Regions from separate parts of the Mus musculus genome. Here region 2 is linked to region 1. The links are chromatin loops, found by intact Hi-C in ENCODE. Cell type or tissue: gastrocnemius. All regions are shown on one strand.

Evidence for each region. Peaks named below come from ENCODE experiments on the same cell type or tissue, not always from the same donor. Only the 100,000 strongest peaks of a DNase experiment are listed, where the experiment ranks them.
Region 2: it touches region 1 in a loop (1.9-fold over the local background); 1 of 42 quality-filtered maps calls a loop at or near these places.

What each region holds. Positions count from the first base shown.
Region 1 is chr12:104,697,498-104,702,497 of GRCm38, forward strand. Dicer1 (dicer 1, ribonuclease type III) reads right to left here. Exons shown (of 27, transcript NM_148948.2): 21 at 4,905-5,000; 22 at 2,868-3,023. Among named protein-coding and RNA genes, the nearest start is that of Gm31573, 37 kb to the left of the region's middle. In gastrocnemius, a CTCF peak has its summit at 2,354 (motif pointing left); DNase peaks (open chromatin) are centred at 2,347 and 4,826; H3K4me3 peaks cover 930 bases; H3K27ac peaks cover 2,719 bases.
Region 2 is chr12:104,577,637-104,582,636 of GRCm38, forward strand. No RefSeq gene overlaps it. Among named protein-coding and RNA genes, the nearest start is that of Gm31573, 83 kb to the right of the region's middle. In gastrocnemius, a CTCF peak has its summit at 2,128; a DNase peak (open chromatin) is centred at 3,388; H3K27ac peaks cover 827 bases.

The DNA.
Region 1 (5,000 bases):
AGCGGAATCTTCCATTGGCTATCAGCATTTGAATGTGGTTGCTTGACTTTCAAAACCAACAAAATGAAATTCCAGATGTAGAAAGAGCACTATCTTTACAATTAATAACATAATATAAAAGCAGACAAAATTATTTTTAAAACCCTTTATCACTAAAAACTATAGGAGGGCATTATAACAGTTTCTCTCTCTACTTCCACTTCAAATCAAAAAACATTTGCTCCAATGTAAAACTAAACTGCTTTGCTTAAAAACTAAAAACTAAACAAGCCCATTGAAAGAGGATATGAATTTGGGAAATTATTCTTTCGCCCTCTGTTCAGAGCTGTGGTACTCAGGCCAACAGGTCATAGCAGGCTGACAAAACAGAAGAAAAATTAGACTAAAATGGAACAAAACAATCCCATTTCTGTCAAAATCTTTGCTAAATCCAATTTCTTTGACAAAAGCTGTTTGTGAGTGACAACTTTAATAATGGGCTATGATTCAGCAGTGACCTCATCTTCTGCAATGCTAAGATACCACCCAATCTCTGCAATGCCATAAAGTCACACACAGCGCCACCACCCTACTTGAGGGCAAATGCAGGACTGTAAACTTCAACTTTGAATGGAACAACTTTCCAGGGAATTGTGACAAAACGCTTTCAAACTATTTTCCATGTGACTTTAAAACAAGCATACATCTCAGTTTAAACCAGACTCACAAAAGATAGAAACTCTGTATTTGCCTGAAAGAAAAATAGCTTTGAGTCTAGCCATGTAACCACATGCAATCACTAAAAAAATAAACCAAAAAAAAATATTTTTTTTTGAAAAATAAAAAACACTAAACATCAACAGGGGCCCAAGGGATGGCTCAGAGATTAAGAATACTGGCTGCTCTTGGCAGGCGATCTGGGTTCAGTTCCCAGCACCAACATGGCAGTTTATAACCAACTCTAATGAGGGTTGCAGGTGATCCAACTCCCTCTTCTGGCCTCTACAGGCACCAGTATCTACAAGGTGAATAGACACCTTGTACAGACCAAGTACCCAGCTATCAGCAAACCTCAAGAAACTATCCCATTTTTCCAAGATAACATGAAAGACTTTAACTAATGTCTGTTTCTGTTTGTTTTGTTTGAGACAGGATCTAACTGTGTAGCCTTGGGTGGCCTGGAACTCACTATGTAAAACCAGGTTGGCCTTGAACTCTGAGACCCACCTACCTCTGTATCCCAAGTGATGGGAAAAGCATGTGCCACCACATCAGCTTTATTATTTAGGTCTTAAGACAAGATGGGCCAACTTGACATTATTTAGCCTGAGGTTGTAAACTGCAGAGTTCCTGCATAAATCATGCCCTGTAACATGGTGCTGTCACCCAGTGATCCTGCGCTGTCTTCTACATCCCTGGCACTGTGCAGACTCTTCATTTTCACAAGGAGTTATACTTCAAAGATGCTCTCCAAAACACAAAAGGCATTTGAAAAGTGTGTGTGTGTGTGTGTGTGTGTGTGTGTGTGTGTGTGTATCTCTTGATAGTACAGTCTACTGTTCTCACTCTCTCTCCTAGGAGGCATTCAGAGACTGAGCTGTGACCCAGGGGCAGAAGGAACTGGAAGGACCTTGCGTCCATAACCACTCCGACTCTGGGACTCCCTAGTGATTATGTGTACGGCACCAGATGAAAGTCTGAGAGTGTGTGCTAGGAACGAAGGACTGAGTCAGCAGAAAAGGACAGAAAACACAAGTCCACGCTGTAACATGTAACGCAGGAATGCCCTGGCATGTCACTGCTACCTAAAGGATCAAATATTAGACAGAAGAGGAGGCCTGCTGGCCTGTTTTTAGTAAAAATGAAGTACTTTTTCTAAGGTTCAAATTCTTCACTTTTCTAAGTGTGTGTGAGTGTGTGCATCATGTATTCGAGAGTGTGTGTATGTGTGTGTGTTATAAATTAATAGCAAATGCCATCCTCAGACTTAATTTGCATTAAAATGCTCTTAATGTTTTCCAGCTAAGTTGCATTTCTGTGATAAGTCAAATCCTACGTGAGTTATAAATAAACTCAGCAAGCAGGCCTACATCAGAGCAGGCCTCAGAGACCCACCACCTACAGACACTTAGGACTCATTGAGACAGAAATGTCAGAAACAAGGCATGGGAAGATACTAGTCACAAACCTGTAACAGAAACGGCATTATCATTAAAGCCTGAAGTAAAAATGAAATAATGCGAGCCCATTTGTCATCAATACAAAATAAATCTGGCAAGCGAGACGCCTGAACAGATGAGAACTTCAAAGAAGTACAAGACAACTGACCCCCAGCCACAAGCTGGGAGTCCAGGCCTCCGGGCTGCCCCCTGGTGGCTTGAGGACAAGACAAAGGAAGCTGTAGCTACTAAAGAGAATTCTCCAGTCTGTGGCCCGGTTTAAAGTCTTTATAGTAGTACACTGCAACCTTCCCATACAGCGGCGGCGAGCTGTCGTCAGGTTGGCAAGAGGAAATAGTTCCAAGCTAGCACTGCCCAAGCTAGTCTGTGCTGAACTGAATTCTTCCAGACACAGCCTGGAGATCACAGGTCACTGCAGAGTCACTCCAGCAAATGGCTAAGGCTACACTGTAACATGAGAGGGAAGGAATCTGAGAGGGCTCTGATTTTATTTCTAAGTGGAAACATAACAGAAGTTTATGCCTCTGGAATGGGGAGGGGAGGTAAGAGAAATCACACTGCACCAAAACCAACACTATTTCTGAAGTCACAGACGGCCTGCCAACACATGAAATATCTACTACATGGCAAACGTACAGCAGAAAGAAAACAACAAAAAACAACATTCTTCAGTCAACACAAACAAAAAGCTCCATGCTGAGAGCTTACCATTTCATCCTTTTCCCACTTCTCTGAGTTACTTTTGTCTTGGTTTACCACATAACCAGGAGGAAGCCAATTCACAGGAGGATCGAATATCGACACCACCATGCGGCTGGGCAGTCCCTTCTTCTTGCCAAGGCGATACAGGTTACAGTTGCTGACCTTCGGCAGAAAAGAGTCACAAACACTTACCCATACATGGCCATGGCTGGGAGATACAGTGTGCCAATACATTTTTGCCAGTGTTTTTGTATTGCACGATGGTCAGCAGTTATAAGGACTACACAGTTAAAATAACAACTCTAGATTTCCAAGTACTAGACAGCCTTCCACGTCAAATATTTGATCCAAAATGGAATCCACAAAAACCTAATGTATATAAACTCCTCTCCTCATAAATAAGTCAAAGAAAGAGTTCAATTTCAAAGTTTTAAATCACAGACTGACAATATGAAATTCAAGATGACAAGTGAGGCTGGGAGCAGTTGTCAAGACCATGGAACTCAAGATGTCATGATATTCTCAGTGAGAAAAGGGATGAATATGTTGTAAGGTGAGAACCATCACCATACAAAACAATTGTTATCTCTTGAGTCTAAGCATCAATAATGTGACACCAACCCTCTCACTCTCAAATATTGCTCTTTGTGTGGTGGATAGCATTCAGCACTGGAGTAAAAGGTGCTAAAGAACAGCTGCTGCGCAGGACACCACCTAGGTGGCTTTACTATCCTCCTTCCAGTCCTTTTGCCTTTCCTAATGGCTCTACCATGACCCTAATTTACTTAAAACCTGACATTTCTGTCTAGTTCTCACTTGGAGACTAGCAGCTATCACCATTAATCTCATTCCCTGTTTCTAAAACCTTACTGGAATACTTCAGGAGCCCTTTCCATGTAACTCAGATGCTACTTAGCCAGCATCTGGTACCCACAATCAGCACTGGCCACAGTCTGGTAGAAAGCGTGCAAAGAGACAGAGAAACGGTCCTTGCAATGTAGCAGGCTGTGTTTGAAACTACCACGAGTCAACACACCTCTCAGCTGTCTACCATGGAACCAATATACATAAATGTTGGTTTCCTTTTCCATGACATGTGAGAGCATCCCAAGAGGAAGACAGCAATAGGAGGAAAATATTCTAAGTCAAGAGAAAAGCTCAGTGGAACAGAAAGGCTACAACTAAGGACTTGTTGTGAGGCACAATTCCAGCAGCAGTTGGCAATGAGGACAATCCCAGGGAGGGCTAGCTTGAGCAAAGACACAGGGAAGGTTAGCTTGAAGCAAAGACACAGGCTGTCCAGAGAGCATGGAGCTTGTGTTAAGACTGGCAAGCTGGAGTTCAGGCAGGGTCTGTCTGGAAGAAGATGCTGAACCCACCTGATACCAGGCAGAGGAAACAATAAATATTTCTGCAGGAAATGAAGTGAAAAGGGTCTGAACAGACGAATGGATGAAATTTTGAGATGTTAAAGTAGTATCTTTCCTGCTTAATAGGGTCTGGTATTCTTATTTCACATGTCTCCACTGACTGATCTTCGTCTAGTAAGCAGCCCTGACAGCCTCCTCAATGTCTTCCTCCTAACCTTGCTGCCGCCACTACCCACCATGTCCACGATGTCACAGTTGTCGTGGCCTGTCTTAAGAACACTGGGAAGGCAGCCAGCAGGTGAGGCCTCTAGTCTCAGACATACTCCCCTAAATACCTGGGACTAGTGAACGACCTGGGACTAGTGAACAACCCGGTACAAGCTAATCCCACTGTCTGGGCATCAGTTTTTTCATCTGCAAAATGGTTCCTCATTTGCACAAAGGTTTATTTTAAACTGCACTTTTCCCAGTAAGAGAAGGTCAGCCCGAAGCCTGGCTGTACCACTGGTGCCCTCACGTCACTACTGGGCAATGCCTCCATGGGCTTCACTGGCCCTAATGAACTCGAATGAGTAGCAGCTGCACCGACTCACGGAGAATTCCCCATGGGTAACTTGGCCTGTTTTCAGGCACACTGAAGAAGCAACAGCCCAGAACGAGAATCGTGCCTTACCTTTTTGCTTCTCATATATGAAAGGCGGCCTTCATGAGCATCAGGGTACGTGCAAAACAGATATGTGGTGATAGCATGCTTTAAAAAGGAGTCGCC
Region 2 (5,000 bases), 120 kb before region 1:
GCAGCTCAGTGGCTCAGTGCACTTGCAGGGGACCCAAGTTCAGTTCCTAGCATCCACATGGCAGCTCACAACGGCCTATCAACCTGAATTCCAGGGAAATCTGATGTCCTCTTCTGGATTCTGTACAACTGCACACATGTGCACACACCACCCCCCTAGACACGTATAATACATAATTTAAAATAAAATCTACAAAACAAAACAAACAAAAGAACACCAAGAGTATTTGGGAAAGCTCAAATCTTATGGTTTGTTAGACCCCACCACACTAGAAGTGGTCAAAAAGAAACAATCACCATAATTAAAACAGGTAGAGGACACCTGTAAGAGAGCAAAGTATTTGATGCTGCTATTTGGTTTCACATCAATAGTTTTTAAAATGAAAGATGACGGACGCCTGAATACAATGTTATAAGAACAGCCTCTTTCCCCACCCCAGAAGTCTGCACTGTTGCGGCTTCTGGCCACCTGCACACACACATCTGCTTTTCCCACTGGCAGAGACTGTTCACACTCTCCTACATTCCTGTTTAATTTTCAATTAGCAACCCATAAAGAGATTATAGATGAAGAGGCTTCCCATGCCCAGGGCTTCTCAAGACGTTGGCTCAAACTCCGGATCCAAAGCTAACAAGAAATCCAGCAGAAAGGTGACTTCAGAAGAGCTGTGTGATGGGACACAGAGCCCTGGGGAAGAGACCGCATGCCCACAGCACCCACGTTTATAGGTAGGAGCACATAGTGTGTGTGTGTATCGTTACAGAGGAGGAAGTGGCATGCATGCAAGGAGGAACGGTTCCAAACAGAATTTGGAAAGTCTCAGGAAGCCGGGGAAGCCAGGGGAAGCTGCCACTCTCAAGCTGAGAATGCTGTCTAGTGGCTTGTCTGTGTTTATGTAAACAAAGAATCAGGGTTCCAAATGAGAGCAGCAGGAGACCCCAGAAAAGGAACCAAAATCGTTCTGATTTTAGAAGGATATCACATGTAATTCTTTGACAAAATCTGATGCAACCCCCTCCCAACCAAACATGCTAATATTTCATAATTTTTAGTAATCAAAGATCCTTGACCTTCAGAAACCTGTAGAAAGGATTGGGGAGTTTAATGAAGACCTGCCACAAGAAGAAAGATACTCACCCTAGTAAGGAGGGAGACTAGGAGAGACGCTAGTGACTGCGCACGCAATTAAGCCTAAAAGCCCATTGTGTGAAACTAAAAGATCAAAATGCCTCTTAAGTTAGAAGTTTCTTTAATTCCATCTATTGGTCCAATCAAGAAGCTTAAGGGAAGAAGCAGAAGAGAGGAAGGGTTGGTTAGGTTAAGGTCACAGTTTCCAAGATTTCGGTACGCAGTTGTTGGCCAGGGCTGGGCAGAAGCTCTTAGCGGTGAGGATTGTGGTAAAGAGGCTTCATCAGGGCAGACAGGAAGGAAGCAGGCGACAGCAAGGGATGAGGGACAAGATGTCCCCAATAACCTACTCCCTCTACTTCCTTGGTTCCATCTCTGACCACTTCCACAGCCTCCTTCAAAATATCGCCACCAGCTGGAGGCCAAACATTTAGCGTATGAGCCAGGGAAGGATAGCTCAACTTTAAACCATAGAAGTTATACCAGCAAGGAGGAAGTACAGAGGCAGTCCCAGATGGCAGATATCTCTCTCTCTCTCTCACACACACACACACACACACACACACACACACACAGAGTGTAATATGCAATTCAACAAACCCATCTATGAAAAAGACCAAAGCATGTTTAACTTTTTGAATTGTTTTATTTGTGTGTGTGTGTGTGTGTGTGTGTGTGTGTGTGTGTGTGTGTGTGTGTGAGGAATGCTTTGCCCACCTGTATCTCCATCTGTACCAGGTGCTTGACTGGTGCCTACAAAAGCCAGAGGAGAGTCTTGAATCTCCAGGAACTGGAGCTAGGGATGGCTGTAGACATCACAAGGGTGCTGAGAACCTGGGTCCTCTGCAAGAGCAACAAGTGCTATCTCATTACTGCTGCCGTCTCTCTAGCCACCCCTCCTCCCCTTTTAGATAAAGTCTCAAATAACACAAGCTGGTTTCAAACTCACTATGTGCCTTAGGATGGCCTAGATTTTCTGACTCTCCTGCTGGCCTCTCCTGAGCGCTACAACTACAAACACCCAACACCAGCACACCAGTCCAATGCTGGAGCCTCAAGCCAGGGCTTTGTGCTCGCTAGGCAAACACTCTGCCAACGGAGCCCCATCGCCAACCCCAAGACCTAGATTCTTTTAAATAGAAATTTTAAGGCTAATTATCTAATATCCAGGGATATATCTAAGCTGCTAAGCCACACAAAATCACAGAGAAAGACACAGCAGGCAAACACATACTAACCAGAAGAAATCTGGGGCTACAATATCTGTGTCAGACAAAGTAACGTTAAATGTGGTATTTAACCATCTCTCAGCTAACACACACATACACCTACACCAAAAAAATCCAATCAGCTGTATGGAAAAAAAACTCAGAAGTTATAAAATAGACGAATGTCAGTATATTAGCCCCAGACTACGTGTTTGGAGGGAAATTGTCTGTTAATGCATCTCTATTGGCCACTAGACGCTAAGCTCCTGGGAGGAAGCAAGCTGGGTCTTATTAAGAGTCACTTAGCTCAGGTCTAACTTGGAGTTTTCTTAATAAATGTTTATTGAATAAACCAGTGGTTCCTGAGCCTGGCTGAGCATTAGAATCTTCTGGGAGTTTTAAAAAATACCCAGGCTTAGGCCCCACCCCAGACCAATTAAAAAAGACTCCCCAGAGGCGGGACCTCACTGTAGTATGTATTGTAAGGGCTCCCCAGGTAATTTTGATGTTTGGCCAGGTCTGAGCACCTCTGGAATAAATAAATATCTGGGTGACCAAGCGAATGAGTGTCTCTTTGATTTACCAGTGAATGCATCGCAGGATCCCTTTAAAAGCACACTCCCACAGGACATTTTCCACATAATTCGATTTTAAGAAATTTGATTTACACCCAATATTGCGGGGACCATCTATTTTGTAAAAAGCAAGGAACATCTGCATTATCTATCATTTTTTTATGGATTGGGAATATTCTGTTTCTGCATTTAGAACGGAGTTTGAGACTGGAGAAAAGATTGTATCATTTCCTGTATGCTGAAAAATGCTCTCTCCCGCTCTGGTATTCGGAGCCCATTTCCCCGACAATATGAAGCACGCGATTACTTAATGAGACACTTAAAGCAGTTTTGAGAAGGATAAAAACGGCATTGTCTGAGCTTCCTGGCCCTGATGCAGACTAACTGACAAACGGAGGGAACTCAGGCCAGCAGTGCAAGTTGGTGCTGGGCACAGAGAAGCAGATAACAGCCAGGCCTGGCAGTCAGCAGTAAGGATGGCAGGGGAGGGACAGAGGACCATAAGGCCAGCAGGCCAGGCTTAGAATGAGGTCACAGAAGAGCTTTTCCAAAGAAGTGTTTGTCAATCCAGTGAGCAGGAAGGACAGATGGACAGCTGCATTCAGGTAAAGCCTTGATTGGCTAGAGGGAGACATAGCTCCTGGCCTTGGCACTGTGTATAGTAGATGTGCATAGGAATTCAGAGATGGATTCTCATTCCCACCATACAGAAGCTGGGAAATCTGGCCCAAATGCAAAAGGAGAGTATTTGGGGCATTGCAGCAGGCAGGGGAGATACTGGTGGGGTCCTTTCTGGTGCTTTTCCTCCAGAGCTGAAGACTCCCTTGTGGTTACCTTATTCCAGGTCCTGACTGATCTAGGTGGCTGTGCTGGACTCCCTCCACCCACCCTCCCCCAACCCTCCCGCACCCCCACTCTACTTTCCAAATATTTCCATTCGCTTCCTGAAACTGCTGCAACCAAACACCATGAAGTGGGAAGGTTAGAAAACAAGATTTTCTATTCTGCGTTGGAAGCTGGAAGTGCACCATGGTGTGGGCAGGTCCATACTTTCCTCAGAGCTGCAGGGACACCCCCATCCCTCCCAGCCTGTCGGCCATCTTGGTGCTCCCTGGAGTACACAGACATCACAACAATCAACTCAATTCACATGCTTATCTTCTCGGTGGGCAGCTTCTCTTTGAGCTTGGAGCTTCAAACACCCACCTGCAAGAACACCAATATTCTGAGTTGGGGCTCAAGCTAATGACTCCATTTTAACTAATTCCCACCATAAAGACCCTAGCTCTAAGGCAGACATGGTGAAACAGATTTGTAATCCCAGCCCTTGGAGGTGGAGCCGGTGCAGGGAGACCTTGAGTTTGAGTTTGAGGCTTGTCCTGGTCTACATAGAGATCCTGTCTCAAAGAAAAAACAAAAACAAACACCTTATATTCCCAAAAGGTCATATTCTGGGGTGACAGCTTCGGTATACCCACTGGGGTACGTGCTGCCGTCAAGTCCTGAGAGTCGTAAAGTTTGCGAGACAGCCCGTGCTTCATTCCTTCTTAATGGCTTTCCTTCCCAGACAAGTCCTTTGGGCTCTCATGGCCTCGAAGCAATTATGATTTCATTTCTCCTTTTCCTCCAAAACAGCTACACAGCCACATCTTTGCCATACACCCTCTTTCCCCCTCCATCAACAGGATCCTCTTCTGGGCTCAGCTTGTCTTTTCTTATGTCCCGATAGCTCAAGGGGCAGAGCTGATCGTCCTCCCCAGCTGTCCTCCCCAGTCTGTCCCCTGCAGTTCATTCCTTGCAGTTCCAAGCCATCTGCCATAGCTGCAGCTGCTTCCACTGGGCCTCAAATCCTCCGTTTCCCCTTGTCAACAGCAGCAGAGGTGAGCAGGCGCTTCCCGGCGAACCCCTGTCCTCCTCTTTTCTCCCCCAGCTAATCCGAGCAAAGTCCAGTCTTAACTTGTCGGCCTCCGTCCTTCCCCCAGGCTCTCTACGACCCCTTCATCTTTCCCCAGAAACATTCTTGAGTGTCTGCAGCTAAAGCTGTATTTCTTCTGCGCCTCTCCTCTCTCTTCCCTTGGAGCTCCTTGCT